Linked DNA regions of Mus musculus: regions 2 and 3 are each linked to region 1. Evidence: chromatin loops called from intact Hi-C (ENCODE). Cell type or tissue: heart. All regions are shown on one strand. Links, peaks and the distances in the headings refer to the core of each region. The heading gives the core; the rest is flanking DNA.

The links. A loop is a pair of places that touch in the nucleus more often than their neighbours do. Peaks named below come from ENCODE experiments on the same cell type or tissue, not always from the same donor. Only the 100,000 strongest peaks of a DNase experiment are listed, where the experiment ranks them.
Region 2: it touches region 1 in a loop (4-fold over the local background); 2 of 42 quality-filtered maps call a loop at or near these places.
Region 3: it touches region 1 in a loop (2.0-fold over the local background); 2 of 42 quality-filtered maps call a loop at or near these places.

The regions. Positions count from the first base shown.
Region 1 is chr4:31,639,131-31,646,746 of GRCm38, reverse strand. No RefSeq gene overlaps it. Among named protein-coding and RNA genes, the nearest start is that of Gm42315, 130 kb to the right of the region's middle. In heart, for the core only: a CTCF peak has its summit at 4,354 (motif pointing right); DNase peaks (open chromatin) are centred at 3,816 and 4,346; H3K27ac peaks cover 507 bases.
Region 2 is chr4:31,462,974-31,470,589 of GRCm38, reverse strand. No RefSeq gene overlaps it. Among named protein-coding and RNA genes, the nearest start is that of Gm42315, 45 kb to the left of the region's middle. In heart, for the core only: no CTCF peak of the experiment used is centred there; no DNase peak of the experiment used is centred there; H3K27ac peaks cover 92 bases.
Region 3 is chr4:31,451,016-31,458,631 of GRCm38, reverse strand. No RefSeq gene overlaps it. Among named protein-coding and RNA genes, the nearest start is that of Gm42315, 57 kb to the left of the region's middle. In heart, for the core only: no CTCF peak of the experiment used is centred there; no DNase peak of the experiment used is centred there; H3K27ac peaks cover 1,418 bases.

The sequences.
Region 1 (7,616 bases), core at 2,801-5,300:
TGTTCTCTGTGGGCTGAAGCTTCTACATTTATTCTCTCTGCAAACAAGCATCAGGGCTGGGGGCTGCAGCCATTTAATAGAACCTTGTTCTACAATGTGTTCAGTGGGAGACTTAATCAGGCTGGGTGACAGCTTCATCCACTCTGAAGAAAAATGACCCTGAGTCTGTCTCAGACTATGATAATAAGAATATTTAGTAAGTTACCAAGGATAATACTGCTAAACTATGAGCTGAAATTCTGTCATTTTAATTTCTTTGTTGTTTACAACTTGACAAAATTCATCATAATATACTGTCATAGTTACCTTTCTATTGCTGTGAAGAGACACCATGATCAAGCCAACTTCTAGAAGATAGAGTTGATGGGGGTTATAGTCGTAGAGTCTGAGCCCATGGCCATGACGGTGGAGGGCACGGCAGCAGGGAAAGGCACGGTGCTAGAGCAGTAACTGAGAGCCTGTATCTTTACCCACAACTAAGAGGCAGAGAGATAAAGCGAGGCTAGTGGGGGAACAGTGTGGGCTTGTGGAACCCCAAAGCCCACTCCTGAGTGACACAACTCCCCTGTAAAAGGCCATGACTCCCAGCTCCCCAAACAGTTTCACCAAGTGAGAATCAAGCATTCAAGTATATGAACCTATGGGGGCAGGTCTCATTCAAACCACCAGTTTACTCCTTGACACCTAGAGACTTGCAGCCATGTCATAAAGCAAGCAATACAGTTAGTCTAGTTTCAAAACTCTATAGTCTTTCAGTCTCAACAGTTTCACAAAAGTTATAACTCCCTAGAAAACCTAACATGCAATGGCAGAGTTCAAATATATATTATATATATTAATATTAACACTACTATACTATATGTTATATATAACACACACATATATGTATATATGCATGCATACATATATATGTATATACACATACACATATATATGTATATATATATATATGTATATACACACACACATTCCAAAGAGGAGGAGGAATAGGACCATAGGGAGGAACTATTTGGTCCAGCAGGGCTAATACCCAGCAGGGCTAATTCCAAGTCCTTTAGTTCTATATCTGATCTCACAGGGCTTAGCTAGTTCTTCTCTCCCAGCTTTGCTGACTCCAACACACTTCCCTTAGGCTGGTTCCACTCTCTTTTGGAAGTTCTCCTTGGCAGGTAGTCCACAGCTTCAGCATCTGGCACATCTGCAGTCTCCAACACAATCCAGGGTTCACATTCACAACTGTATGCAATGATCTCTCTGAGCCACCACGGAGGGACTCCTCTGCCATATGGCAAGCCTCTGTGGCCTTTCTTAATTTCCTAGAAAGACTTCACAATCCATTTACTTCTGTATCCTTCATGATGCTAAAACCAGAACTGTGTGGCTAATACTACCAGGTTTCTTCAGGTGTTTGGAATGGAACCTGTCCTTTTCTTGAATTCCATTTGTATAAGCTTTGATTTATTATTGCTCTTTAGGAACCAATAATCCCATAGGCCTTTTCTTTTCACAAGTTGCAGGATTATCTGGGCTGAGTCTTCTGTAGACTCCATTCCCTTAATTTGATTTCTCTTTATCTCTTTTTGCACAAACTATTAAGTATTCTGGTATTCTTTTTTCTATCCTAACTCTACATTTTTGCATTTTTTTTTAGCTTTGCTTTCTCTTTTCTTATTATATACCTACAGAAGAGTAGTCACAAATAACCACATAGCAGAGTCAATATCAGGCTGTCTTGCAGTCTCCTTTATCAAGGGAAATAGTTCAAAACTCTTCATTTTAGCCTCAGGTAGATTCTTAGGGGAAGGGCAAAAAGCAGTCACATTCATTGCCAAAATATTATAAGAATTGTCTCTAGCCCAATTGCTAATATTATTCCCCTCTGAAATAATCCAGTATTATTTCAGAGCCACATGGCTCTCAGTACTACTGTCTTCCAAGCTCCTAGTAGGATGGCCCATTAAACCCTGCTTGCAGCATTTAGCTGCTTTTCTAGTCCAAAGTCTGAACAATCTTTCACATTTCTCAAAAAAAAATATATAGTCAGGTCTATCACAACAATAACCTACTGCCTGGTTCCCATTTCTGTCTTAATTACTTTTTTATTGCTATGAAGAAACATGATGACCAAGGTAACATGGAAGAAAGAGCTTATTTTGGTCCTTAGAGTTTCAGAGCGCAAGTGTGTGACTATCATTGCAGGAGGCACAGCACTTGAGCAGTAGTTGAGAGAATACATCTCCATTAGAGAGTAGGAGGGAGGGAGGGAGGAGAGAGAGAGAGAGAGAGAGAGAGAGAGAGAGAGAGAGAGAGAGAGAGAGAGAGAGAACAAACTGTAAATGGAGTAAGCTTTTAAAATCTCAAAGACCACTCCTTAGTAACACATTTCCCTCCAAGAAGCCAAACCCCCTAATCCTTCCCTGTTTGGGAAACTGTTTGTTTCATGAACTTAGGACTAAGCATTTAAATTTATGAGTCTACAGCGGCCATCCTCATTCAGATACCACATATACCAAAATATCCCCTTTAAGCTCTTGCTAATGAATTTATGCAAATGTAATTAAAGAAAAACAACCATTTTCTCAAACATAGCAAAGTATTAAGCATGAACATATAGTTTTGTCTCAGGAAACATACTACACTCATATTCTTTTCTATATTAGTTACCTTTCTATCATTAATTAATGCTATCATTAAATGCCCTGAGAAAATCAAATTAAGAAAGACGGGTTTTGTTTTGCCTTATGATGCTAGAGAGATTGAATTGGTCATGGTGGAGAATGCATGGCAATAAGCTGGCATGGCAGCAGGGGCAGAAAGCTAGCTATTCACATTTCAACTATGAGCAGGAAGCAGAGAGACAGAAAAGGAAGCCCTCCAAGGCTGCGAGCCTTCAAAGTCAGCTCCAAATGACATATGCCCCAGCAATGCATCATATCTAAAGGTCTATAACCTCCCCAAAGAGTGCCACCAACTGGGACCAAGTAATCAAATACATGAGCCTAGTATCTGTGTGGCAGGGGGTGTGGGTGGATGGGTGGGGTGGGGTGGGCAGGTGGGATGGGGTAGGGAATTTCTCATTCAAAGCACACCATGTCTTCTGCTCTCTGATCTCTTTTCAAACTGCATTTGACCTAATGTCATTTATAATGTTAGGAGTGATAGCTGATATGTGCCTCTTATGTGCTGCACATTTTCTATGTTATTGACTGTATGCACACAAAGTTTACCACAGTGAGCTTTGTTATCTCCTGTCCACTGCTGTTGAGATCATTTGAAGATTCAATGGAGGAGTAGAATGAATATCCAAGCCAAGGCTCAGCAAATGTAACAGCCCCTCTGGGGCCATCTCTTCAGAGGCAGCCTTCTCTGAAATGTTGACACTGCATCTCTTTGTGGTCATGGTAAGTGATGGGATTTTAGATAAAGAAATGAAAGAGCAATGACAGCTCTTACGGGGAAAATGTTATTATTAAAAATGATCACTTTTTCCAAGTATAGCAATTTAAGCAGACACTCCTCCAGGCCTGTAGTGTTGAAGATGGCGTTCGGGAACTAGAAATGCTAAGAATTGCATCTGATTTGGACTTTGTAACTGGTGTATATTCAGTACAGTCCTTTGCCCAAACAGATCATACCGACAAGCCTAAAGACAGTTGGCCTGCTGTCAGTCAAATTTGTTCAGAGTGCATGGTCTGGGGGAATTAAACGTTACCCAGCTCTGTGGCTTCAGCATTTCATGTCTCTAACTTCCTAGCATCATCAGCTTTTGGCTGCTAGCTGCATTCTCCTGTGTTGAATCAGAGGGGTCAGAGAAGTCATTTGCTATGTCTCGTTCCAAGTTCCTGCTGTGGTTACTAAGCAGAGGCATAAAAACAGAAAGTCTATGGGGTGGGGAGGAGCTGGCCTCAATGCCCGCACAATGGTGGGTAAGGCTTGTGGAATACTGACAAGAACAGTTGGCTATAGACCTTGTTCCTAGAGACCTGGGATGAGTGTGGTGCTCCTCCATTCTCCTGTTCATCTCCGTGCCAAGGTGCCCTGGGGTGAGTATCCTCTGAGCACCGTGGAACAAACACACTGCGTTCATTCCCCTGTGCCTGCACCATTAGCTAAGGCTCCCAAGATAACGGTCTCCACAAAGTAAAACCAGTTCCTTTCACTTCATAAATGATTTATTAGCCCTTGAAATAGGACTCTCTCTCTCTCTCTCTCTCTCTCTCTCTCTCTCTCTCTCTCTCTCTCTCTCTCTCATGTGTGCGTGTGGAAGTGGTATGTGCAGGGCTAATGGAACAAGGACTGAAGATGTTTTGGGTTGTAGTATATACACATCACACAAGGTGGCAGAGTGTGCACGAAGCGATCCTGCAGAGGAGGCTAAGACTGCATGGTTTGCAGCAAAACCAGGTTCTCCCTCCCACCTCTGTGGCTGCAGCTGCCGCTGCTCCACTCTGGGTGTGCTCAGGCGTTTGTGCTGGAATGGAATATGCCACATATTTAATAACCACCAGCACCCCGATCCTTTGCTTTCCATTCTAAAGCATCGTAAATGATTAGCCCTCGCTGGTTTCTTGAAAATGTGAACCGAGTCTTGATTCCAGTTTATATGTGTTCTCTTTGAAAACACAGGCTTATTCCACACTGGCTTTCTAGTTCAGCTCAAGGACACCATAAAAGCAGGGCCTCAGACGGTTTTGTAACACATGATAATCAAATTTTAACTTTTTATCTTCTCCATATAGGGTGTGCGTGTGAATTTAAATATTTATTAAATATTTGTCAAGCTTATTAACTCTGTTTATTTTTCCCCATAAGGAGACTTAAAGGTCTATGGATTTATTTTTAAATTAAATCGAATGGTTAATACTTAATTCTAATCATTATTAATTCAATTTTTAATGTAGTCATTTTATAGCTGAATTTAATATTTTACCAGACTCGAGCTTGTGAACAAGGCCATTAGCAATAGACTGCATAGGGCTGTCACACCATGTATCAGAAACAGCACAGAATAAATTTATTTGTACTATTAGCCTACTCAGTACAAAGAAAGGAGACATCTCTCAAAGTCACAGGAAAAAGCATTTGATCTCTGGACTGAAAAATGGAAGCTATACATATGCCTCATTTCTCATATAAAATTCACGTCTTAGCTTCAGAAGTTTGAACAGATACAATTTATTTTCCCAGGCACTATATAGAAAATATTAGGATCGACAATGGGAGAGCAAAATGCTTATCCTCCATAAAGTAGGTCAGGCAGTTTACCACGCTGGTCTGTCAGGTAGATGGCTGCTTACAGCTCATCACTGGGGGCCTCTTCCTTCCTTCTTTCACTCGTCTGATCACTGTTTTCCAGGGCCTTTCTGTTCTCCCGACAAGTGTTGTGTCCCTCCCTCCTGTGACTTAAATTATAACTCTTATTTCTAGGCCCTTTTCAGTCACAGCTCTCATTCTTCTCCACCCACCAACACTGCAGTAGCTAACTCCTACCGGCTTAGGGAAAATCGGTTTTTGACATTTTTTTTCCCTAATGCCCCAGGCAATGACAAGCGGTGGATAGCTTGTAGTTGGTCATAGTGTGAGTATTTACACCACATCAGTCAGCCGACACCAGAAAATAGGGCTCTTCCAAGCCACCCTTCTAGCCGGTTTATCTTTGTATAGCAGAGCTGTAGCAGGGATTCAAAATGAAAAACGTACCCCCAGTTGATTTTGCTCTCCCCAAACCTGCTATTTTGTAGTTAATAGCACATTATACGAAGTTATTTAAAAATTCTATTTAATATGCATGCATGCATATAATGTGTTGCGAGCCACGCCTTCCTTTCTAACTCCTCTCCCATTCACCACATTTCTCCTTTATGTACGCTACCTCTGTGTGTTTTCAGTATGATGCTCACTGAGTCAGTTTAGCAAAACAATATGTAGGACACGGCAGTGAAGCTACACAGATCAGCTCACAGTGTTGGTACAGCACATGTAAACACAAGGTCAAGGCAGCTGAAATACTGGAATTGATGAGGGGGTCACAAGGTAAAGGCAAAAGAGCCAGAAGAGATGAGGGGGTGGGTGGGGCTTATGAAGTTCCGCCCCCTGTCTGATAGTTGACAGCTGCTAGCCTAGCAAGGGAGAGTCATTGTTCTTCAGGGATTCTGGCCCTGAGAGGCAACCCACACTCTAGTAAGATGATCTCACAGCCATGCACATGCAGGTAACACTAAATGACTCAGTGAGCATTGATTGCATTGAGAACATCTAGGTTTTGTCCTTAGGACTCCAGAGGGCGATAGTGGGATGGGACAAGAAGGAACTTACTCTTTTCCATTCGTTTCATGTTCCTGAAAGCAGGATAGAGTCAGTGATCAGGGATGGAGATCAGCCTTCTTTCCTAGCTGGAAACTTTCTCTAGCTCTGTTACTCTCTCATAGTGTCCCGCAAAGCCACCACTAGCAACAATGGAGGGCTGTCTTCTAGCTGCATTAACTGTAGTGACTTAGGGAGCTTTTCTGGGAAGAGTCCCTCTCAGGTGTTAGAGCCCAGTCCAAAGAACTTCTGCATTATAAGGTCTGGTCCTTCCTCATGTTTGCCCAGACCAAAATGCATGGCTTCCTACAATTATCAGTTCCATGTTGCCTCAGTCTTCTCTACAAAGAGTCTTCTCTGTCTTCTACTAGCAATGTCATCCCTTTGCTATAATAAAAATCCCATGGATATTTAGTGAAGCCTGCGTTCTTGACCTGCCCCTGAGTGCAGAAAGGGACCGACCCATGTTTCCTCTTCTGTCCATTTGCCAATCTCACTTGTAGCAGCCCAGCGACTTCTTAACATTGATTAAGACCCCCAACTTAGCTATCTTTTATTCCTCTGTCTCTTTCAGACTCGTGATCACTAAGCTCAAAAGGGAGCATTGGTTATCATTCATGTGCAAGTCGATGGGTCAGGAAGCACTCTAGGTAGGTTTGATGTGATGGCTTAAAAATTGCATGGCCTGTCCTTCTGTTTCCCTTGCAATTGAAAATAGTATCTGTTCTATGGCACCCGTCATTTTCTTCATTCTTCTGTGACCAACCTTAGGGAAGTCGTCCTTCCTGAGAATACCATATCCCTCAGGAATATGGTAACAAGCATACATGATTTCTGGCATGCAACTTAAGAAGGTGAATCTATAACCACTTCATGCTGGAACTTTAGAAATATTTCAAATGTATGATTTAAGGCCAGACGGTGAAGAAAACAGCTGTTCTACAAGCATGTGAATAATTGGAGCTTTAAGCCGAGTAAACCTTGCAGGAGGCTGAAGGCATTATCCATTACAGTGGAAGAAGATAAAAGAGCAGAGGAGGAAATGCAGACAATGCCCAACTGGGTTATCCCCAAGGATGTAATTTCTAGAGTGGCATATGAGAAATGCTCAACTGTGGATATGTGCTCCACTCATGGGAATCTATTAAGATTCCTGTATAGTCAGGTCCCTCCCACCTTCCTTCCTTCTGCCTCTCTCATAGTCCTTACAACATCTTCAAAAACTGACATCATTCATTCAAATGCTTTAGAAAAACTCCCCAACTGCAGGTAGGGAAGGGGAAGTTATTACAGTGCAGCGCTGTGACTATGCA
Region 2 (7,616 bases), core at 2,107-4,606, 180 kb after region 1:
TGTCATGTGAAAGCAGTGGCAACTCTCTTAGGGAAGATAAAATCTTAGGTTACATTCTAAGCTTATCACCTACTGACTGATGCTTGGAAGAAATCAGTCTGCCAGCACCCTGGTAACACGATTTTCCCCTTTCTAGTGCCAGTGGAAAATATATTTATGAAGATTCACTCTGCTTTTTGAGTAGGGTTTTATCCTGTTTGAGTTTCTTTCTTTTCTCTCATCCTTTCTGACTCACTGATATACCAACATATATCAGTGAATAGTTTGGGGCAGTCAGATCCACTCAGGAGCAACTTTCAAAGCATCAGGAATTACACAAGGATTGTACAGAAGTCTTGGGGAAGATAAAAGAGTGAATGTGTCTGGGGATTTCCTTGTAGTACTTTGTGGCATGACTGGACTCTTCAGGGGTATATCTTACAATTTTGGGGGTTATAGGATTAGAGAATCCTATGGGTTTCTAATCTAGTTCATCCTTTTAAGCCTTGTTTTGGATGCTTCTAACACTCTACATTCTGTGCAGTTAGTTTATCTCTACCCTGACAGCTACGATAACACTGGGTAGGAAACAGAAATATTTACATAGCAATGTCCTAGTCTTGAGCTGGCACTGAGTGTTCTGGTTTTAAAACGTGGTCTGCGAACCTCACATTCAGCTTGCAGAATGGATTACAGTTAGACATTTAACCACACAAGGAAATCATGACCAGCGAATGCCCATGTACAGAGTCTAGTATCTTTCTCTGTTTTGCAGCTCTGTGGCCTAGAAAAAAATAGTGTATACAGCAATGTCCTCTAATTTGTTATAGTAACAGTTAATTCCAAAACTCAGTGATTTAGATTAGTAAAGAGTTACTTCTTACTCATGCTGCATGGCTGTTATAGGTTAGCGACAAGCAGCAGAATTCTGCTGGGCTCTGGCAAACATTAAAGAAGCATGATGCACAGTGACCATATCCAGAAACAAAGCATCTGCCTTCCACCTTTGCACAGGGTTCACCAGCTAGTGTGGCCAGAGATCAATTTCAGCATCAAAGGGAGAAGAAATACTTCTGAATTCCCAAGGAGAAAAGCTAGTATTCTCAAAATTAATAAAAATTAACTAATGGTTAATTTTTCTGCCTTAGGATTTTCTTTTAAACGCTGATTTTAACAGAGAATCTTAGTTTTATGTACTATGTCCCCAAAGAGAGGATTCAGTGAATTGCAACTGGACAAATGACTTGTATTAAACTGCTGAAGCTTCCACATCGAAACACCACAGACTGGGGAGCTTAAATGATAACAATTGATTTTATCACAGCTACAAAGGCTGGGAGGTGTGGGGAGAGCAGGGCTGGTTCTGGCAAAGGATTCTCCCACAGCACGGCAGGAAGCTGATGCTCATGACTTTGTGTACACTCTCTGGGATGTTGCCATAATGCCCACTTCCACCATCTACAATCAGCTTTGCCTTGGAAACTGACAAGTCTAAGTTCTCTTTATTTCTTTCTTGGTGTGCACGTGCCTTGGGCTACTTTGATTCACTACTAGGGCTCTCACTATTTCCAGGGTTTTGCTGCCTATAAAGCCAGCTGTCTTTCCCTAGCTCGGTGTTCCGTGTTTCTTCTCTGGCTTGACAATGGTTCAGTCCTTCCCCAAAGCTGAGTCTTGCCTTATCATACCTCAGTGGCTGAATGAAAATCCTTTCCTTTTATCATAGAAAACTCTCTGTTCCCTCTCCCATTTCATGTGCCCTGCAATTTATCGCTGACTCCCTTCCTCGTTTCTCTCTGTTGTCTCGGTGTCACAGAACCCCAGTTAATTTCAGAATTAATTATTTTTGTGGATGGCTGCCATGTTTGTCTTCCGCTGCCCTTTCATCACTCCTTCCCTTTTGTGTCTAGACACAAAAGTCATTTACAGTTATTTATGGGCCCCGATTCTCCTGCTGGACTTCTGTCATTCTCTCCCTATGTCACAGTGTGATGATTTTACACCTCTGTGTGAAGCACATCAGAGCCAATCCAAGGATCTTGGGATGAAACTCAGGGACCAAACTCCTCCGTACGCGTGTGAAGCGCTGTACTCGGGCTCTGTACCAAGTCTCTGAAGCCCCGTATTCTGGCTCTGGCTTTCTGTCTGTTTCCCACACTGTTCTCACCCGCATTTCCTCTGTCTGGCTTTCTCTCTGCAGTGGCTTAGCCAAGCTCCTTCTTCTACCAGCCTTGGTCTTTCCTGCTTTCTCATCTGCAGGATTTTCAGCTGATGGTTGGCTGTATCTTTTTTTTCTCGATGAGACTTTCCTGGGGGAAAGAGGCCAGGGCTCTTGGAGTTTCAGGCTTCTTAATATCATATTTGTGTCTTTTTCAGCACAATAGCAAATAATAACTTGCTTGTAAGTTTCTCTCTCTTATAAGAATGTGCAGTAAGGACAGGAGTCCTGCCTTCAGCACGGCTGAGCTCATCTGCCTCATGCAGTGCCTGACATGATGGCACTATGGTTATATATATTGTCAGTGAATCACAATTTGCTTTCTTATAAATTTTATCTGGAAACCTATTTTGGCCATCTGGCATCGTGCAGAAGACACTCAATGTTCCTTTCATGTGAAAAGGTATTACATATTTAAAGGTATTTGGGGTGTCCATGTGCATTCTTTTCCCCAAGTTTACTGCTCATGGTTCTCTGAGCTATAACACAGTCAGGCAATGTGTGCTTCCAACCTTCACTACCAGTTCACTACATATTTGTAAAGTTACTGCCTACTTCCCTTTGACCTGAGTCCTTCACCTGTTTCACTGTCCTCACTTAAAGATGACCAGCTGTACCACATTTTCTGTATCCATTCCTCTGTTGATGGGCATCTAGGTTCTTTCCAGCTTCTGGCTATTATAAATAAGGCTGCTATGAACGTAGTGGAGCATGTGTCCTTCTTACCAGTTGGGGCATCTTCTATCCAGGGATCCATCCCATAATCAGCATCCAAACGTTGACACCATTGCATACACTAGCAAGATTTTATCGAAAGGACCCAGATGTAGCTGTCTCTTGTGAGACTATGCCGGGGCCTAGCAAACACAGAAGTGGATGCTCACAGTCAGCTAATGGATGGATCACAGGGCTCCCAATGGAGGAGCTAGAGAAAGTACCCAAGGAGCTAAAGGGATCTGCAACCCTATAGGTGGAACAACATTATGAACTAACCAGTACCCCGGAGCTCTTGACTCTAGCTGCATATGTATCAAAAGATGGCCTAGTCGGCCATCACTGGAAAGAGAGGCCCATTGGACACGCAAACTTTATATGCCCCAGTACAGGGGAACGCCAGGGCCGAAAAGGGGGAGTGGGTGGGTAGGGGAGTGGGGGTGGGTGGGTATGGGGGACTTTTGGTATAGCATTGGAAATGTAAATGAGCTAAATACCTAATAAAAAATGAAAAAAAAAAGATGACCAGCTGTATTATATATATATATATATATATATATATATATATTACATAGAAGAAAAAAATGCTCTCTCCTCACTCCTGAGTTTACCTCTAATCACCCCTTTAGGTCTTAATGCAGGGAAGTATTTTTGTTTGTTTGTTTGTTTGTTTGTTTTTTCAGGGAGGTATTTTTGACCTGTTACTGGCCACTAAGATATTATTTAGTTCATAAGCACTAGTGAGTGCAGTTTCTGTACTTTAGAAGGCATGATTTTCATGTGTTCTCTTGAACTATTTCTTCCATCTATGTAGTCTCCTCAACTGCATCCTTAACCTGCTTCTTTTTCTGCCTCTGACTCTGTGTGCATGCTGTTGGGTTAGTGGACTCAGATATACTCATAAGACCAAGAAAACAGTCATTTTATGTTGAGTGAAGACTAGATGGTCCAATGTGAATCTTTCCTGATTCCGCTTGGCTTCACCCTGACCTTTGAGGCAATATGTTCCATGAACAAGAAAAATCAGGTTTTCTTGTTGTTTAGTTCTGACATACAATTTTCCAGTTCCACAGGCAGAGTCTGAGAACCCTTAGCAGACTCTGTTTAACAGAGCATGGTTGGGGTAGTGCTTGCTTTTAGGACTTGCTCTGGGTACCAATGGTCTAACACGTTGCCTGTGTTCAGTGCTGTGTTTATTCAGACCTTCCGCATGGGAAGCACTCCTCAATATATCTGCCTTTAGTTGGATAAGAGTCTCTGCGTTGAAAGAAGCTATTCATTTCAGTATTGATTCATTTTCGTACAAATCCATACTGTATAGATCAAGTCTAATACATTATGCAGCAAACCTTGAGCTATTTGAAATCAATTGGGAAGACTGAATATATCCTTAGAGTACTTTCTGTTATGTTAATGAGGGTTATGCTATCTTCTCTTGACTGATACTGAGAAACTCTAAGGAAAATCTGAGGAAACTCATAGGTAAAAATGTCTATGTACTGTTTGGGTTATTTATTTGAGTCTTCCCAGGATTTCTGGTTCTGTATTCTTGATGGAATGATGCCAGTACGCTCCATTTTACATAAAGAAATTGGTAAATACGTATATGTGCGTGTATTCAAAATATTAACACTTTGCTTGAATACTGGTAATTTGGGGAATTTCAAGTGGGATAATGGTTCTGTTGAATTTTAAATTAATCTGACTGTGCTTGCTAGGCAGTTTTGACTAAAACATTTAAGAAACACGTTATAACTTTGCGTTATTATATTCCTTGTAGACTGAAACTTTCATGGATGATCTTAGAAGAAACAGATAAACACTACCAATTTGTTATTCTTTGTGTTTGTGCATAGATTGCTGGGAAACTGTTCTTTTGACAGCGCACCTTGTTTCATTATTATAGTGACAATATTTAGGGATATATAAAAAGACAGTATATCACATTTTATTGTTAGTTGATTGAGGTTTAGTGAGGATGTCTTCATAACTTATTGCTCTGTTTTGTACTATCCAACTAAACATTTAAAAGAACCCACTATGTGCTGCATTTGGTTTTAGGCACTATATATATGGTTATAACTAGGCCACAGCTCTGTGCCTTTAAGCTATCACATGAAATAATAAAATCGGTATTATTCATGTTATTTGGAAATATTAAGCCTGTGGTTTTAGACATACTGCCATATTGTGATGGTCTAGGGAGAAGGGAATTGGAAATGCAAAGGGTATTGGTTAGGTAGAGCTGCATATTTAGACCAAAGCAATTTCTTTAGATTGGACTGAGGGCATACTTTATTTTTAATGGTAGACCTGTTGGTGAACAGATGAGCCTACTTAGGTATTCATAGATGCATTTTGCAGTTTAAATATTTGTGTTGACCAGTGGCAGTGTTCACAATATGACATAGTAAACAGAGATGTACCAGTGCACTTCCATTGGGTTGATAAAAGGAGATACATGGATTAAAAATTTAAAATATTTTCAGGCTCAGGCTATGTTGTTCCTTCTCATATGATATAATAATTTAAGTCACAGTCATGAGCAATTGCTAGCAAAGTTAAAACTTAGCGATCACTGGAACATTAAAAGTATATACAAGAATATAAGCACAAATGTGCTTTTTATTCTGTACAAAAATGCATGCCCTCTGGTCTGAAGTAAATGGCTCTCATGGCATACTTACAGCAGCGGAAGTGGTAGGAAGCAAACTCTGAAACAGTGTGCATATTACAATCTTATTTTAGTTAAAATATATAACACATAATTGTGTGAATAAATGATGAATTATAAAATCGAGGAAGATCTTTAATTTCACTCTATATAAAACTGACTAGAAATATGTAATTTTCACCACCCCGATCCCCCTGTGCTGCTCCTGTGTTTGTGTCTTTCTCTGTATGTGTCTGTGTATTTGTGTGTATATGTGTGTGTCATGTAGTGAATCTTCGTGGGAATCTGTACACCAAACCAAGTTTAATTAGGTAGTAGGATTTTTGTAACTTACATCTTATACATTATTATATTTATTGAATTTGGAATTATAAAGTACTGATTCTCAATATAATAAAAATTAGTCATCTATATCTTGTATTTATATATTCAACTTCCATAGTAGATTGATAATATGGGTTTTTTTTTCATTTTATGTTACCGAACTTTTACCTGCATTGATGTGTAGAACAATTTCCTAGGCTATCTATACCCTTTGCTCATGGTTTTATATAGGCATGTGCTAGGGCATTGCAAGATAAGGATGCATCAATGAGTACAACAGAAAATCTCTAGATTTTCAAATAAGGTTGGATACTACAATTGACTGCTTTCATTTGCCCCATGTAAACATGTCCATTTGGTACCTTAGAACATATTTTATTCAGAAGCTATAGTAAGTGGTGGTGATAGAATATGACAGATGTTGTCTTTGTTTTCGTGAATCTCACTCAATGAGAGTTACACCGATCCAGACGTTGTGGGAAGGAAGGTGGTGTCATGGGGGATGTTCTGTATATATGGAGTGGAACCTAAAACCTGTGAAAACAGGAAGTTTCACTGAAGAATGAACTACAGGGTACACCATGCCCTAGACAGGTACACAGTGGAGCTCTTGTTCCCAGAAGATGGACCTCTCTGCCTAAAGTCCAGAAGGTGGGAGGGGATCACAAATGCTCAGAGCATGAAGAGACAGTGTAGCTGCAGAGAGTCAGAGAGGTTGTGGATCCCAGGAAACAGGCAGGTTGATATGGCAGTGCCTTTTAGAGACAGTGGTCAACTCATCTGGATGGAGTGAGGAAACCTATAGGAGATAGGAAAGATGGAAGAGGAAAGCAGGTCTGTGGTCCATAATCAACAGTTTGTAAGACTGTTTAAAGACAGCACAAAGTTATCAGCCCAGGATGAAAGTGTGCCACATACAGATTCATCATTTAGAGAGAGAGGTCTGTCTGTGGTACCTCTGTGCTTCAGGTAGATGCTTTTCATACAAGAGAATAATAGCTCTACAGGTGAAGACAACAAAGCACCCAAAATGAAGCATGCAGGTGCGCTTGGCATACTGCCGGGATAACACTGGATTCTGGACTGGGGAGAGAATTCGAATGGATGCAGACTGACCTAACAGTCTGGAGATGGTGTGAATGAATGTGTTGCACTGCAGATATGTAGCAACAAGCATGTTGTGTTAGGCAATATGCAGCCACGAGATTTCTCAATTTACACGCTCCCTCTTTCCCCCTCTATTTTGTTGTGGTTGGTAAGAGGATCAAGTCAGGGGAGTGTGATATTTTCTGACCATCTTAAAATAGTTGTCACATAATTAAGCACTTCAATTTCAAGGGTCCCTGCACCATGTGCCAGACAGTGTAAGTAACATTCTGAAGCCTATTTAGAATCAGCATTTAAGACATTGACAGCCCTGCTATCATCCATCTGCTTTCCTGGATCTGGGAAGAGACAAGGAAGTGGTTTCTGTTTGTTTTAGAGCTGAACCATTAGGATAAAAACATTACAGTGGTAAAGAAGAAGAAAGAGAAAAAGGAGGAGGAAGAGGAGGAGGAGGTGGTGGAGGAGGAGGAAGAGGAGGTGGAGGAGAAAGAGAAGGAGAAGAAGAAGAAGAGGAAGAGGAGGAAGAGGAAGAGGAAGAAGAAGAAGAAGAAGAAGAAGAAGAAGAAGAAGAAGAAGAAGAAGAAGAAGAAGAAGAAGAAGAAG
Region 3 (7,616 bases), core at 2,107-4,606, 190 kb after region 1:
GCCTGTGGCAAGATGATTCCAGTCCAATGAGCCAATACCCCAGTCTTTCCTGATTTATTCTTTTTTTTTATTATTATCAAAGGTATACCTGGAGACCTCCTACCTAAGACAATGTTTGACTTTAGGTCAGTGGTTCTCAACCTTCCTACTGCTGTGACCCTTTTATACAGTTCTGCATATTGTGGTGACCTTCCGCCAACCATAAAACACTTTTCATGGCTACTTCATAACTGTAAACTTGCTTCTGTTATGAGTTGTAATGTAAGTATTTGTGTTTTCAGATAGTGGAAGGCAAAGCCTATGAAAGGGTCATTAGACCAGGATGGGATTGTGACAAACAGGTTGAGAAGCACTGCTTTAAATGCTAAATGCTTTCAGTTTCAGAGGCGCACCCACCTAGTAACTGGCACAAGCACCTCCCTGGCGGTTAGGGAAAAGTTGCTTGCTTCAGTCACTACGGTTTCCTTAGTTTCTGTGGAGTATTTACTCTTCAGATGTGAAAAGGAAACACAAGTAGTGTAGAAACTCCTTTAAGCCCGAATTAGAGAGGATATTTTCAGCCATTAAACGGATGTCACTCTGTGATTCAAGCAATCAAGGTGACAGGCAAAATAGAAAGCGATAGCTTGTGTTTTCTTTCCCCAAGTTACACGATTTAAAAATTGTCAGCTAAAGTTTCCAAGGTCACACAGGACACTGATTTTAAAATATTGTGGGGTTCGGCAGTGGAATCTTCCCCTGATGCACAGAGAAATGTGTGTGTAAGGAAGCCTGACTGATTATTAAGCATGAGCTGTGGTCCTGGGTCCCTCAGAGATCCTCAGCACCAAACAGAGCCGTTCATGAGAAAAGACAAACATTCCCATCAGGTGGCACAAGGTAAAAATTCCCCTTGCTGTTGCACATCCCTGTTCTGTGAAACAGAATTCCCAACAAGGATTTAGTGACATATGTCCCCGGAGACAAGGTCAACCCATCTAGCTGGGAACAAGTAAGCCAGGCTTTCCAGTCAATTAACACCAGAGTGCTTTGATTCAGGGATGAAAGCCGAGAAACAATGCAGTTAGGCAAAGGTACTTCCATATTGTATGTGAAGGGGCTCTGGCCAGCAGGGCAAGCATGGCTCTGACAAGCCGTGAGCTTCTCTCCCACTCCTTTGCCTTAAAAACAAAACAAAACAAAACAAAACAAAACAAAACAAAACAAAACAAAGCAGCAGCAGCAACAACAGCAACAACAACAACAACTGTTAAATTACATTTCCAACAGCTAGCCACCAAGGTCTATTTCCTTATTTGGCCATTTCCTTCCTCCTGAAGGACCTCGTGATAGGTCCAGCTATCAAAGTATTAAAAGTCCAGCAATGAAAAGCCCACTTTGGCTCACCTAATTAACATGCCCAATTTAAAAAAAAAAATCTCATTGTAACATGGGTTTCCCCTTGGACCTTTATAAACTGTCATTTTCCTATGGGCCATGTCTGTCTCCTCTCTTCAGAGGCAGTCATTTGTTCCACTCTGGTGCAAATACCCCTCCTCCCTCTCCCTCGTTCCCTTCTGTTTCTCCTTTATCCTCTATCTCCTGCCTTTGCTTCTTATTCTCTGTCCTTTGTCCCTTTGGAGCAAATAAACCTTCCTTGTGCTGAGAACTTGGGTTTTGGGAGGGCCAATACCATTCCTAACAATATGTACAGAAGCCTCTCAACTCTGCTTTTAAAATTAGTGAAAATGTCAATAGCAAGCAAAGGCTAAAAATAAGTGACAGACTGCTCTAGTAATAAAATGAGGAAGACTCCAAGGCCCGCTTCTAACCAAGGAACTGGAAAATATTCCAAAAGCAATTAGTGAACAGTAGGCAGGAAAGGACTTTGTCTCCCAGTCAAGCCAGAGCCTGTGTCCCCGAGTCACAGTGTTGTTCAGTGTGGGATGGAAATTCTGCCTTTCCTGTGGATTTCACGGAGGTTTGAAATCTTATGAACGAATTTCTGGATCATGTGCAGCTTAGAAAGATATAAATGGAGAAAAGCTGAGCTTGATAACAGCTTGATGCTGACAGAGGGAAGGATCCTTTCGTATATATCCCATTAATTATAAAAATTAGACCAACTAGTGAATACATTAGAGAAAGCTTCCTGTCCATTTTGTCTGGTGCCCAGGCAAAAGTGTGACCAGGTTTGCCTTTTGGCGAAGTTGAGGTTGACAAGAGGGCAGAGGAGGCAGTAGGGGCAGGGTCAGAGTGATTGTGTGCAAGGGTTTGATCATCTGACAGACCTGCCTGCCAGTTCCACATTGCTGTTAGCCATGCGGGTCACGCAGCTGAGCTGTTTCATATATTAAACTGCACTGCTTATATCCCTGAAATAGAGAAATAATAGTTCATAACTTACAAGGATAAATGAATTCATAGAATACTAGGACTACCATGAGCACAGTGCCTGCTTAGTGCTCCATAGGCGGTAGATGTTAGAGCTCCATGCTTTCTGCTATCCCCACATCATACAAAAGAAGAGCTCTGATGAAATTAAATCAAACTCTTGTTGGTCTCTTGGTTGTGAGTCTGAAGCGCCTTGTAAATGTTTGCCCTGAGTGATTGCTGGAATCACAAGATAAGATTTGGGGTATGTGGCAAAAGTGTGAGAAGGCAGCCTTAACATTAAATTTGTCCCATTGAGCCCAAATCCTCAAGGTGCTTAGCTTTGCTAGTTCAGCAGTTGGGCTGTTTGCTAAGCAGGTACTTACTTGTCTTTGGAAACAAGGCTTCGTGTTGTCCCAGCTTCCTTTAGCTTTCTATCTTGGTTAAGTCCCACAGCCGTAGTTGCTTTATGAGAGTCAGGAGTCATCTGATAAATCCTGAGCCCTGATGTTTCCAGCAACTGCACTGCTGGGTGGCATAAGAGCTTCCTAAATGTAGCAGGGCTGTTGCCTTTCCCTTGCTGCAGTTGAGGAGGATAAAGTACTACAGTGGATGTAAAGCGCAGAACTCTGGCACTGACCACAGATCAACTTCCTGCCTCTTCTACAAAACAAACAGCAGCAAAGGACCGGAACTCAGGCCAAGCAAATTCTCAAGAATTCATGTCATCCCGTGGCTTGTCTTAACAGATAGTTTAGGAGGGAAAACAGGCCAACATTTGGTCATGGCTATTTATACTTAAAAAGTTATACATACTGCGCTTAAGGGTAAATCGCTTTTCTGATTAAAAAAAAATCACTGTGGTTTTGAGGATGAACAATGCTCAAATCTCAATGAAAAATAATAAGAAATGGGATTTGGGAACCTGTGTTTTATTATAATTAAATTGGAGAAAGCATGAGATTATTATCATAAATGCTACCTTTAGAAGGCTGGAAAAATATAAATCCTAAAAGCAATTTCTAGTTTTCACAATGCTCCTCTCAGCTCCCTTCCTGGGGACAGTGGGAACATTTTGCAGGATCAACACTGTTACTCGATTAGCAGCTGACAGCTCGGCTGCTTCTCGGGCTAGCTGCAGCTTTGAAGGAATTCTTGACCTACTTCTGAATTCTTGTTTTTTTTTTTCCAGAGAGTTCAGTCTTCGGTGATTATCTTAGCCACAGCAGCTACTCACTCCAATAACTGCTCAATGATGAAATGTGTCTGGAGCCAGCCAAACACACTCCAGCCACATGGCTACTTTCACTTTCTAGAACCGCATCAATTAGAGAAAACCGGGACATGATGAGAGTTTTAAAACTTAGGTGATGTGTTTGCGCTTTAATTTGTGTTTGTATTTTTGGGGAAGACCGTCATGCAATTTCCCCATTGTCTCCTCATTAGCATTTCTTCAAATTAGATTTTTTTCTACCAGACTACCAAAATATGACAGCATGTAATTAATCATAAATTAAATGCTTTTTAAAAATTCATGTGTGTATACTTAAGAACAAAATATGTCCATGATTAATAGAGCTATGTGTTAAAATTTAACATCCTTCTCAAGGGCTTAACTCATAATTGGGCTCCCTTTGAAAGCTTTAACTTGAACACATACATATGTAGGAATCTACAAAAGGGAGATTTGGGCTGAAAAAAAAAAAAAAAAGCATAGTACTTACCTGATTCACTATGTTCTGAACACCAATCAGCCTTACCCGAAGATAGCTTCAGAAACACAGAAATTTTTGAAAGTTAAGTTTTATAAGGGATATAGAAAGAGAGAAAGAAAGAAGAGGCTAAGAGCTGCTTAGCCTGTGTTGGACAATGTATTTTGTGTTGCGTCATACTTTAACACAGTGAAAATCCTTTGCTGGTTAGATATTTAGAGTTGATTTAAGTCCCAGCGAGAGGTGATAACCTCTGGAGGACCATGATGGGCAGTAAATGGTGAATCTGACTAGCAATCTCGGCCTATATAACGTCGCAGGTGCATGCTCTCCATGGCTCACGGGGTAGATGAAGAAGCTGATTATTTCGTTCTAGTCTATAAAAGTGTGTTGACGGACCGCTATACTATTAACCTGTTTATATTGTTTTGTGCCTATGGAAACCTGCATTCATTGACCTTACCAAATGTTTACTTACCAAATATTGATTGAGTGCTTACTGTCCGTTGAGGGCTCACATACTCTGCTTGAGTATGCTTGAGAAAGGATTTGCATCCTGACCACTCTGACCAAACAAACTGGTTTCTCCCTTGAATAGTCATAATAAGATGGCATTATTGAGAAGTGAGGAAAATTAAAAGTTGGGTCTACATGTATAAAATTGGTCACTGAGTAGGTACCCCAGACAAGATGCATCTTGTCCCCTGACCTCCTTTTTCTGCTTCCTTGCTACCATGTGTCCCACATTTCTGATACTCTGATGTTATGCCTTACCTCAGGCCAAGACAATAGCTTTAGCTGAGCCCAGATTGGAACCTCTAAGATTATTAGCCCAAATAAATCTTTCTTTCTGTTGCTTTCTTCTGGAATAGGTCTCAATGGAAAGGTCTCACTATTGTCTTCCAGGAACTATTTCATAATAAGGGATTTGGTGAACAGAACAGACATAGATTCTGATCAGATCTTTTAAGTTTTGCTGTGGGTATTCAATAGAACATTATGGTAATGTTTAATTTCTGATTCTAGCATGTCTACTTCGTTTCACAGGATCCCTAAATTTTGGGTGATACATAGCTGTAAAGAATAAAAGACACCCATTTCTACATTCTTAGCAGCTTTACTGACAGAGTGAAGTCTAGTTTAGTGTGGCTGGTTCAAGGAACTTTCTTCCAAATGATGCTATTGAGCTCTTTACTGCCTTCCTTCTCTCTCTCTCTCTCTCTCTCTCTCTCTCTCTTGTATTGCTTGGATTTCAGATATAATGGCCATCACATTGTCTTGGAAAAGGAGGACCAGGATACACTTGAGATAGCACAGCATATATTTGAGTGTCATCTGGCTCACAGATGACAGAAGACTCTCAAATCAGCTTTGGATCCGTCTGTCTACATTGTTTAGAAATAGGGAAGTCAAACTCTTTCCAATGTAGCTAGCTATAGCTAACAGTAAAACTTTAAGATTGAACTTGCAGTTGGTATGCCGTTTGTCTTTGTTCACAGTGCTTTTGTATATTTGTCTCTCACTAGCACTGTTTCACCTCACCCAACCTCTAGACATAGGCACAGTTTTCTCATTAAACATGAGTTTCTGAATCCAGGGGTGATTAAACTGCCTTCTATCAAAGCTATAGTGTGTGCATGTTTTCATGTTTCCTTTGTTGTTGTGGAGTCCATCTTCAGTTCACTAGAGAACATATTTTGATTCAAATACACACACACACACACACACACACACACACACATACACACACCACACACTATGCTCTAAACATTTTACAGTTTGATAAATGTCATAAACATTATCAAATGTAGATTAAAATGAGAACCTAGTGTGTGAGGGCCTATCTCCTATTCTCCTATTTCATAGCTGATTGTCTGAACTATAAGGAAGCCAAATGACTTATTTGCCCAAATCCCCTTAAGCTCTAGTCAACTGTGACTTACACTCATTTCCTCAAAATCATCTTACCAATTGTACATCTAAACCTATAATTATGTAATCAAATTATGTCTTTTATTGCATTAGTCATATTAGAATAGTTACCCTTTAGGGAAAAAAAAGAGATATATTTGAGACTAAAGGAATTTGAATAATCTTCTCTTCCCCCATTTTTAAATTCTTATCAGATAGCACAACAGGAAAGGATGTTTTGTAGCAACAAAGCATGTTTCTCTATGTAGAACTGACTCCTTGAAATTTCTTCCTCATTAGTTATCCAGCCTGGGTTTAAAAGTCCCTAATGTGGAGTCCTTTATGAATACCTTTGGAAGGTTATATTGCACATAGGTGACGGGTATATATATATATACATATACCAAAGTGCTCTGATAACCTAGCATCTCAGTAATGTCTGTCTTTTGTGAGACAGTATAGCCGAGATACAGTTTTCTCTTTGTCATGAATACCCTCTGTGATATTCCTTTTTTTTTTTTTTTTTGCTCATGTCTTTGAACACTCTGTCAGTTGTGATCTATATGTATTATGTGAATTACCTCTCGCCTCTTGGTAAAACCATTTGACCTACACTGAATTCTAAACACTTTACAAATAATTGTGAAATATTTGATTTCAATGTTTCACACTTGTGGTTTGACATAGCAGCACTTTGGTTTTTCTTTATAGGTAAAAAAAAAAAATTGATGTGGGTGGAACAAACTCTGTAATTACCATAAACATTCATCTATCTAATTTATTATATGTATAACATGACATACATTATATATGATATATCCTGATTATGTTTTTTCTTTATCTAGTTCTTCTGGTTTCTCTTCCCCTTCCTCTCTCATCTGAATCAACAAACAGGTTTCTAAGGGAGACTCAAGAGGAGAGGAGAAGGGGAAATAGGGAGGAGGGAGAGAATGTGGAGAGAGGCAGCTAAAATTAAAGGGCCATTTTGGGGTTAGTATGGAAACCTAATACAATAGAAGTTTTCTAAAATATGTTTATTGGTTCTGTTGTTTTTAGAAAGTCTGGTTTCCTTGGATTCTTCCATCTTCTCTGGCTCTTATAATCCTTCTGCCTCCTCTTCTGCAGGGTTTTCTGAGTCCTGGGAGGAGAGAGATGGTAGCAACATCCTGTTTAGGTCTGAGTGCTCCAGGGTCTTTTACTTTCTGTGTGTGCATGGCTGTGTGTCTCTGTGTTTGTTCCCATCTGCTGGACAATAAAGCTTCACTGATGATGGCTGTGCAAGATACTGATGGGTGCACGTGGCAGAATGCCATTAGGAATCATTTTGTTGCTATGCACTTGTGGTTTTACTCTATGTCCCTGGACTACCTAGTCTTGGGTTCTTGGTCAGGTATAGGTTCCATCTCATAGAGTGGGCCTTAAACCTAATCATATATTGGCTGAATATTCCCATAGCTTTGTACCACCAGAGCACTCATGTATTTGGTAGGCAGAACACCATTGTAGATTGAAGGCTTTATAGCTGTATTGGTATTTACATTTCTCTTTTGGTAGTGTGCAGAGTATCTTCCAGAACCAACAACATTAGTTTGTAGAGGGTGAAGGCTCTATGTACACACTGTTGTGTTTTATAAAAAAGAT